Linked DNA regions of Mus musculus: region 2 is linked to region 1. A link is a loop called in an ENCODE intact Hi-C map of the cell type or tissue named here. Cell type or tissue: left cerebral cortex. All regions are shown on one strand. Each heading gives the region's core, and the rest is flanking DNA. Links, peaks and the distances in the headings are about the cores only.

Evidence for each region. A loop is a pair of places that touch in the nucleus more often than their neighbours do. Peaks named below come from ENCODE experiments on the same cell type or tissue, not always from the same donor. Only the 100,000 strongest peaks of a DNase experiment are listed, where the experiment ranks them.
Region 2: it touches region 1 in a loop (2.1-fold over the local background); 3 of 42 quality-filtered maps call a loop at or near these places.

Annotation. Positions count from the first base shown.
Region 1 is chr6:37,212,485-37,217,197 of GRCm38, reverse strand. All of the region lies in intron 1 of Dgki (diacylglycerol kinase, iota), which reads left to right. Among named protein-coding and RNA genes, the nearest start is that of Dgki, 85 kb to the left of the region's middle. In left cerebral cortex, for the core only: no CTCF peak of the experiment used is centred there; DNase peaks (open chromatin) are centred at 1,271 and 1,936; H3K4me3 peaks cover 89 bases; H3K27ac peaks cover 1,054 bases.
Region 2 is chr6:37,292,675-37,297,387 of GRCm38, reverse strand. All of the region lies in intron 1 of Dgki (diacylglycerol kinase, iota), which reads left to right. Among named protein-coding and RNA genes, the nearest start is that of Dgki, 4.9 kb to the left of the region's middle. In left cerebral cortex, for the core only: no CTCF peak of the experiment used is centred there; a DNase peak (open chromatin) is centred at 2,068; H3K4me3 peaks cover 640 bases; H3K27ac peaks cover 125 bases.

The DNA of each region.
Region 1 (4,713 bases), core at 877-3,376:
CAAGAACCAGCTGAATCCGGAGCATCCTAAAGAGACTCACCCTGGACAAGAAAAGAGTGGAGGAGTGGAGGGGTGTGCTGTGTGACTTCTGGAGAAGGACTGTATCTTTGAAGAAGCATTCAAGGCTCTAGTGTGATGTGGGTGGTTCCTTGGGCAGAGCGGTCTCAACAGACCCCAGTGCGTTGGTTAAAGAACTCTAACAATCAGTTTCTTGGCCAACCAAGAGAGTTTTTAATGAACTTCACCAGTAGTGTCCCTTATTCTCTTCTATCTCTAGGGCCTCTGTAGAGCCTTAGTTTCCAGCCAGGTGTGGTTTCCCTCCTGAGTGGTACTTTTCCATTAGGAATAAACAGAAGAGAAACTGCTCTGATGGAATCTGGTGGAGAGAGGTGAGAAAAGGGAACAGGGATTTGTGCACCTTCTCTTTGTCACTACTGGAAAAGAAGGAGATGGAGCCAAGGGGGGTAAAGTCACAGAGGTAGGGGCAGCCAGGAGGTGGGTTGGAGGAAAGCCAGCTTGTTTAACAAGCAAAGCAGATAAAGATTAGAGTAACCATGACAACAAGCTGCTGGCGGAAGACTGGGGTTTGGGACTGAGGGAGGGAGGTGGAATGAGTCAGCTGGGTAAAAGCCCAGAGTTTTGGAAAACGACATTTCTTCCCTCAGGCTCTTGGCTGTTATAGACATCACCATAGTCACCCACAGTGACTAGAAAGGAGAGAAAGGCAAGAGGGAGGGCAGGGGAGATCAGTAGGTAAGGTGGGTCTAGCTAACTCAGAGAAAGGAAGGAACCTGGGGCTGGGAACAGGGCTGGCGGCTGCAGGGATGCTGGGAACACTCAGAGTGCGTTGCCTCAGTCTACCTCTGGCGTGTACATTTTTCTGTTCAGTCCTATTTATCATGTGTGCTGTGGTGTGGAGGTGCCGCAAAGAATGTGGTTTTTGTATTTTTAGTTTTCTAGAATGTCTTTTTTTTTTTTTTTTTACTCCTGAGCAACGAGGCCTGAGCCTGTCAAGAATGCTTTTCTGGGGATGTTCCAAGTTTATGTGTACCCGAGAGAGGGTAGAGAGATGGTATGTTCACGTTAATGTGGCCTCTTTACCAAGCCTACATCTGGACTTGGTCAAGAACTTCTTAGAAGTCGTTTGCCCTTGAGACGTTGCTAGCCTCTTCTGTAGCTGCTCGGGGATCTGTCAGTAAGAACACGGATGCTTTGAAAAGAGAGGTGAATGCTGCTGCTACTTTCTGAGTAAGATCAAAGCACCTGAGTGGGAATACTGAGACGCTGGCAGCATCACAGACAAACGGCTCTTTTGGCTTACGTATCTCCTCATCACGCCCAGCATGGTCTGTCCCAAAATAGCACCAGCACGGTTGGAGAGGGACACAGACTTCTCAGTCTAATGTAAAGAGCTCTGAAAAAGTGGCTTTGGAGGTCAGCTGCTTCCCTCCCCTGCTTCCCAACTGCACCCCGACCCTTCCACATCTTCCTACACATGCAGATTCCGGAGCTACAGATTGTCTGGGCAGGGGGTGGGGCTGGAGTCTAGAATGAGTCCTGGGGAGGCTGAAGGCCAAGGCCCCTCAGGACCTTGCAGCCCTACAGGCGCTGAAAGCTTAGGAATCATAGATAACAGCGTACCGGAGACCTTGCAGTTTTAACTGAGGAAAGAGGTGGCAAAGTGGATTCACAAACCTTTCGAAATCGATTGTCTCCAAAGTGTATGTAGCTCAAGCGCGTGAAAAAAGAGGCTCTCTTGTTCAAAGAGGAAAAATTCTAAGAGAGATATAGGTCCAAGCTCTTTGTTGCAAATTGTCATAAATAGCTGGGGAGAGGGAACACAAAGGTAGCTGATCTCCCCTGAGGGTAGAAGAGGGCTGGCTCAGGCATGAGAGAGGTGGCAACTTGGACAGCAGCCTCAACGGACCTTTTCTTTTCCTTCTTTTCTCAAGCCCGCCTCTCTCAGGTGGATAAAGTCATCCTGTGTCTTGGCTCCATCATGAGTGGGAGGTATAACTTTTGTTCAGCAGTGAGACAGAGTTCCTAAAACCCTGGGGGCCAGGCCATGCGCTGAGATTTTGTTGGTGAGAGAGCTCTCCAGAAATAGCGACTTTAATTTTCTTTGTTGTCTGGCACCTACAGGGTTTGACATAAACTACTTGTTGGGAGGTCACTCACCAAGCACCCTAAAAGGAAAGAAGAGAAAGGAGGGTGTGGGTGCAGGATGCAACAAAGCGTTCCCTTTTGTGTGGGGAATAAGATCATTCAAGAGGATGTGAGGAATGGATGAAGGTTCTGAGCCAAGTCACAGGCACACACCTCTATTCCAGCCCTCCGGAGGCAGAGTTAGAGGGATCTATGGGTTCGAGGCCAGCATGGTCTACAGAATGAGTTCTAGGACAGCCAAGGCTACACAGAGAAATCCTGTCTGGGAAAACAAAAACTAAAAATAGCAGCAGCAATAGTAACAACAGCAGCAACAAACGAACCAACCAACCAAACGAAAAGAAAGTTCTATGCTGGCGTGTAAATTGTTCACTTACCTCATAGTCAGCCTTACAAATTAACTGAAAGTCTTTTCATTTGTGAGCTAATTTACCAAGCACAAATTGTCTCTGGGCAAGTGCTGTATCAGAACAAGAGAAATATCACAAGGATGCAGATAACACACCATTTCTCCTCTCTAGGAGTCCGAGGTTAGTGGGTGAGAGACACAGACATAGCTCGCTGTGTTATAAGTTCATGGATAGTCTGATGGGTGGACCCATGAGCAAATTACAAGAAGTGATGGTCAGCTTGTCCTGGGTGAGGGTAAAAGGGTAAGGATGGAGTATCATTTAGGAAGCAGCAGCAGCAACAAAGCTTCATCGTTCTGTACCAAAGTCTAGAGATTCCAAACCAAGGTTCTGACAGGGTTAGGTCTCTGGGGAGATGTCTTCCTAGATAGAAGTCCACCTCTCTTTCCATGCTTCTGAGAGAGAAGAAATGTGAAGGAGCACATGGATATATTTTCTGGTGTCTTTTCTATAAAGGTTCCAATCTTATCAGATCAGAGCTGCACTATTTAAAAAAATCTGTACACTAATCGATTCATCTATTTTTGGTGGTGGGGGTTGGGTACTCCATAATGTATGTGTAAAGGTCAGAGGACAGCTTGTGGAAATTCATTCTCTCCTTCCACCATGTCGCTCCAAGGGATCAGACTCAAGTTGTCAGGCCTGGTGACAGGAATCTTTTCTCGGTGAGCTATCTCAGTGTCCCCAAAGCCTTACATACTCTTTATATTATCCTTAATTACTTCCTTAGAGCCTCCCCCGCCCTTTTCAAAACCAGCCATATTTGGGGTTAATGCTTCAATGAGCATATTTTAAGGGTATGCAGCAGTTCATGTGGAACAGAAGGCTTCACAGAGTAGGTGATGATTGAAATGAGTCCTGACGGGACATGGGTAGGCAGGTCTCCTGTCGGAAGGGAAGGTATAGCATGGCTTCATGCAGTTTAGTGGCGCTGAGATGGAAAAGGGAAGCATAAGAATTGGATAAAGGACTTAGGCTTGACCAGTTGATGTGGGATCATTAACTAAACTCAAAGGAAGGAGCAATGTGTCCAGAGAGGAGAGCCAGGAGGTCCCAAGTGAGGGAGAAGTGTAGAAGGGAGAGAAGGAGGTCTGGTCTTGCTTGCTGATTGCTGCGTGTGGGTGGAGAAGTGTACCGAGCTGGTTTCTGGTTCTGGCCTGACTGGCTAGTTTCTAGAATGAGATACACTCGGAAGAACAGACACGGAGAGGCAGGCCATGAGGACAGTTTTAGATATTTTGAATGTGACTGTTCCTTTCTTAGAGAGAGAGAGAGAGGGAGAGAGAGAGAGAGAGAGAGAGAGAGAGAGAGAGAGAGAGAGAGAGAGAGAGAGAGAGAGAGAAGTCAGAGCAGAGAGGTTCAAGAGCAGAGCAGAGATCCTGGGCTTCTTCACTGTCGCCACAGTGTTTGGAAGCAGCTAGGACACAGAAGTGGATGATTTCTGTGAGGTCACATGGCAGGTGGGGAATAGGAAGATGAGAAGGCCCAGAAGAGCTGGACTGAGGCACATGCTAGAAGTGAGAAGAGGAAGTGGAGATGTGGAGGGGGAGGTGCTCTGTGGCGCTGCAGGGCAGAATGGGAAGGACAGAGGTCCTGGCCCGGGCATGCCATCTGTGAGTCCGGAGGAAGCTTCCCTGGAGCAGGAGGTGCAATCTGAAGCTTGGGAATTCAGATGGGAAATGTTCTTTATGGGCAGCAAGACCTCCAGAGGGAACCCAGGGCAAGGGCAGCTTTAGAAGTCAAGGGCAACCTTCATTCCTCTGTCTCTGAGGTATTGTTAGATATGGTAGACTTTGTCTGGGAAATGAAGAGAAAAATAAAGGCGTGTGTGTGTGTGTGTGTGTGTGTGTGTGTGTGTGTGTGTGTGTGTGTGAATGTTTCTGTGTGTGCACACGTTTGTGTATACTTGTCCAACTGTAAGTGTGAAGGTCAGAGGTCAGTCCTGGGTGTCACTCCTCAGGGGCTCTCTATCTGAGTCAGGCCCTCTCACTGCTTGGGTAGCCGTGCAGCTAGGCTGGATGGCCAGCAAGCCTCGAGCTGCCTGCCCTTGTTTCCCCAGTGCTGGGATAAGTCTGCTACCACACCTGGCTTTTCACATGGGTGCTGGGCTTGAACTCAGGCTGTCAGTACTTTATCC
Region 2 (4,713 bases), core at 690-3,189, 80 kb before region 1:
CTTCCTGTTGGCCTTGGTAACCCTTTGTGCTGGACTCAGAGGTGGCAGTGGACCCGATGGTCTTGATGAAAGGATTCTGGGCATGACTTAGCATGGGGGACTAGTGGGAGGTAGTGGAGTGGATTCAGGAAGCCCTTGGGGGAATAGATTCTATGCAGAAGTGTGTAGCAAGAGTAGGAGGTACAGCTTCTATGTAGGGGATCATTTGAGGTGGTGGAGTGGAGATCTGCAGGCAGGTGGAAATGCCTCGAAGAACACGAATATTTGTAGAATGAAAGTTGGTGTGAAGAAGGGGGCTTTGGAGGACTGTGTGTGTGTGAGTGTATGTGCGTGTGTGTGTAGGGGGGTCTCATCTGCTTCTCTTGTTGCTAAGGAACATATAAGCTAGAGTTTAAAAATAAATGAAGAGTGGGTGGGCATATGCAGTGACTCCTGTCTTTTTAGGAACCAGAGCCCTTTACAAAAAAACCTTTAAATAACCATTTCTGGAGGCAGATTATTCATTTTGCTGACTTTTTACTTCGTGAAGTCAAATAAACTCCTTTACATACCCCTAGATTTTCCCCCCATTATCTTTTCTTTCATTGGCTGTTCTTTTGGGGGGATGATTTTTCCCGTGAGAATTTTTCTTTTCTTTCAGAATCTGCACCCCAAGAGCAAATAGTTCCTGTAGATGGTAAAGCTAAAGGTTTTAGCAGGCAATGCTACGAATCTGGCACTTTTCTGTTAAAATTACTACTTCCTTTTTCTTTGCAAATAATGGTATTGCAACAGATACATATTGTAAAGGACTATATAATATGTATGTAAGGACTCCTTATTTTAGCTGCTGTAAGAATTCTCATTTAAGCGAATAAAAAGTAAAGGAAAGAAAACCCAGAAAGACAGAGAAGGAGAGAGAAAAGGCAGCTGGTATCGACTGTGTTCTATTTGTCAGGCAACACTGTGGGAAGTATTTTAGCATATTGTTTCTTTTGTGTGTGTGTGTGTGTGCATGCTTGTGTGTAAGAATGAGTGTGGGAATGTGTGTGGGTGCATATGTATATGTGCAGGTACATGTGGAAAATTGAAGTTGACATTTTCTTTTTAAATTTGCTCTTAATTTATTTATTGAGACAGGGTCTTTGAACTGGGAACTGGCTGATTCCGGCTAGTCTAGCTAGCCAGCTTGCCCTGGGAATAACCTCGTCTCTGATTCCTAACTTCTGGGATTACACATGGCCACCAAACCAGTGCATCTTCTAAGTAGTGCTTAGATGTCAGATCACGCTGGCCAGGTGGACAGGAGCTTTATCTACTGAGCCTTATCCTCAGGCTTGTATGTTCTGTCTTATTTGAGCTTTATGGTGGTTCCATGATGTGATTATTACTGTGTTTGTTTTAGAGAAAGTGAACCTGAAGCTTGGGGCTTGGGCTAGAGGCAAATCTGACTCTAAAGGTTTTTCTTTAGACTGCATCTTTCTGGTTGTTTCCTCAAGCCTCTGTGCTAGGGTTGAACTCTTTGTATGTGTGAATATGGGTACCAGTGTGTGTGTGTGTGTGTGTGTGTGTGTGTGTGTGTGTGAGTGAGAGAGAGAGAGAGAGAGAGAGAGAGAGAGAGAGAGAGAGAACTGATTTTTCACCACAAGATTCTTCAGGTTTCGAGTTTTTCTTTTTCTTTTTCTCTTTCTTTCCCTTTTTTTCTTTTTCTTTTTCTTTTTTTTTCTTTTTCTTTTTTCTTTTAAAATTTAGACAGGGTCTTTGCATGACTCTGGCTGTCCTGGAATTCCCTATGTATACTCTGTAGAACAGACTGATCCCGAACGCACATAGATCCACTTGCTTCTGCCTCCTGAGTGCCGGGGTTAAAGGTGTGCGCCACCAAGCCCAGTCCTCCCTGTTCTTTCTTAAGTGCTTCATCCTTTGGGCTGAGGCTCCTTGCCTTGGCCTCGATGGCTAGTGCCTTCAGAAACCCTCTACTATTTCATAACTGGAAATGAATATAAATTCATGATCTTCAGCAAATTGTTTGGTTTTGCTTCTGGGAACAAAACCACCTCCAAGACACCTGTTATCTCTACGAAGACACCCATGTTAGAAGTTTATGCACTTTTAAAATAATTTCTGCAGGTGCTGTGTAGGTGCATGGAGGTTTGGTGCAAAGCTGCTGCCTTTCCTCTTTGGGCAACACACAGCAAGAGAGAAAGTATAAGCTTGCTTGTAAGGAGGCCTTGGCAGGAGCCATTATCTATGAATTTCTATTCGTGGACTTAACTTGCTTCATTTGAGGCAAGTCATAGTGGTCACACTTGACCTTTCTCACGGAAAGTTTCTAGTACAGTATAGAAGCAAAGGCCGGTACAATGGATCTTCTTATAGTAGACAACTGCTAGAAAGGGGGTCTCTTATTCCTTAACTTTGATGACAACAACAAAGTGCAGTTGTCCCTTAGTGGCTGTGGGGGACTGGCTTCAGGATTACTGTGCAGATAAGCCCCTTAGATAAAACCGCATCACATTCGCATATAACCTGTTTGCACCTTTTGAGTCATCTCCATTTCTTAATACATGTTTTAATAAAACATAAAACATAAACAAAGTTTAATGCACTTCAAAGAGTTGTCAGACACCATTAATGATAACATGGCATGCTCGGTCCAGAAATAGTTTTATTTTTTTCCCTAATGTTTTCAATCCATGGTTAGTCGAGTCTATAGTGGCAGGACCCGACGACACAGACGTCTCACTGTGTTCCCGAGTCGTGTTCTGTTCACACAAACAAGACTGTATTAGTAAGGGACAGCTGGGAGTTGGAAGCTAAACAGAGTAGCATGGTCATGTCTCTTCCTTGCTCTGGAGTTAGTAGTATACAGGAAACATTGTCTTCGGAATATCCGCATGTAACGTTCTTCTTTACAAAGCCAGTTTTAAACATCTGTGCTCTGTTTTATACATTTGTTAGCTACAGAGTTCAGGGTGAGACAGAAACACTTCCGGTAACTTCATGTCTTCCTCTAGTCATTATTTAGGCACGGCAGTGTTACCTTCCTCTGTGGGGACACATACCAAGTGAGATTTCAAATGAACTGCTGTCCAGAGTGTGTCTGCCGAGACTCATCTCTGAGAAGAAGGATTTGATTTGTTTATGTTTTTTCTTTTATATGGGAGAGTTCTCACTCTGAGCCCTATGGAGTTGGGTGCTGGAGAAGTGGAATAGAGCTTTGCTGGTGTTCAATTCTGTTGTGGCAACAGTGATATTGCCTCATGGGGCCAAATTAAATTAGAGGAGAGCCAGCTCTTTCTAACACTTGACTTTCTAATCTGAGAAAATGAGGACTCCCAGGGAGTGCCAACCTGGTCGCTGCACCTCTCTGTTCTGCTGGGCTGGGATCTGGGGTACTTGTTTGCTCTGCCACCCCAAGGCGTACTTGGAGTCGAAACCCCTTTGAGACCAGAGGCATCTGGAGAAGCCACAGTCACCTTTGGGCTTAGCATGTGTTCTTGGGTTTGCATTGGTTGCACAGATCTTGTGAAGGCTGATGGATTTTTTTTTCTGAGGTCCTATCTTGGGATAGCTGCTGCATTGAGGGGCGTGTGAGCGATTCTTCTGATAGATGCCAGAGGAAGGAAGGAATTTGCACAAAACAACAATAAACAAATACCAGAGGGAGATGAAATTTGCACAGAATAATGATGGAACAGACTAATTTCTAATTGAGCTGGATGGAACATATTGCCAGGCACAGCAAACCAGGGCAATGTGCAAGATTAAAGAAACACAATAACAAGCTGAGTCTGTTTGAGAGCAATGCTCTCATTGAGTCTCTGTACTTGTTTGCCAGCCAGCAGGCTCCCCCATAAGGTGAGAGCTCTGAAGGCCCACGTTTGGGTCATCTCATGTGGGTCTCTTCAGATAACTTGGTTAGGACTCAGATGACTTTGTTAGTGATAGCCTGATCTAGGAATTAGAGATGATAGTAGAGAAATGACGTATCTTCTTTGAGGCTCAACATAGTCACTGTAAAATGGGGTCACAGAAGTATCTGCCCCAAAGGCTTAGAGATTAAGGGTGTTACATTATGTCCAGAACGCAACTGGGTTAGCTGTCCAAAAGAATCTTGTCCTTCTTGAGTGGTAGGTAGAAGACAAATATTTATTGAATGAATAACTTAATCGTCAACTTTAAATAAGCAGCCACTTTTGCCTCTTTCAGATCCATTGTAAATACTGTTTTCCCATCTTCTGCCTTTCTCTCCTGTACACTCTGCTCAGCAGCCCAGAGCAGTGTTTCTGTCTGTTTACAACTTCCTCTTGGAGTACCTGCTCCAGCCATCTAGCCAGCTGCTGGAGGCCGGAGGAGGGAGGCAGAAGCGCTTCCTTACCCATCTATTTGCAGCTTGTCAGAGAAAAGGCCTTAATTTGCCTTCTGAGCAGTGCTAATTAGCTCTCCGGTTCTTTCTGTCTGTCTTATGCTTTTCCAAGGGCAGCATTGATTTTTCTCCCCAGGGTATTTTCTGCCCATGTTTCCTTCTGTGAGTAGAACTTTTAACCCAGCATTCCTGAGGACTGTCCGTTCACTCCAGCAACCTAGGCTGTGTGTTACTTCACACATCTTTCCTTTAGACCCATCTGAATGACGTGCGTGCGTGCATGTGTGTGTGCATTCGTGCATGTGGGTATGGGCCTGCACGTGTGTATGTGTGTGTGCAAGGTTACTTGAAGAATGCTTTTGCTT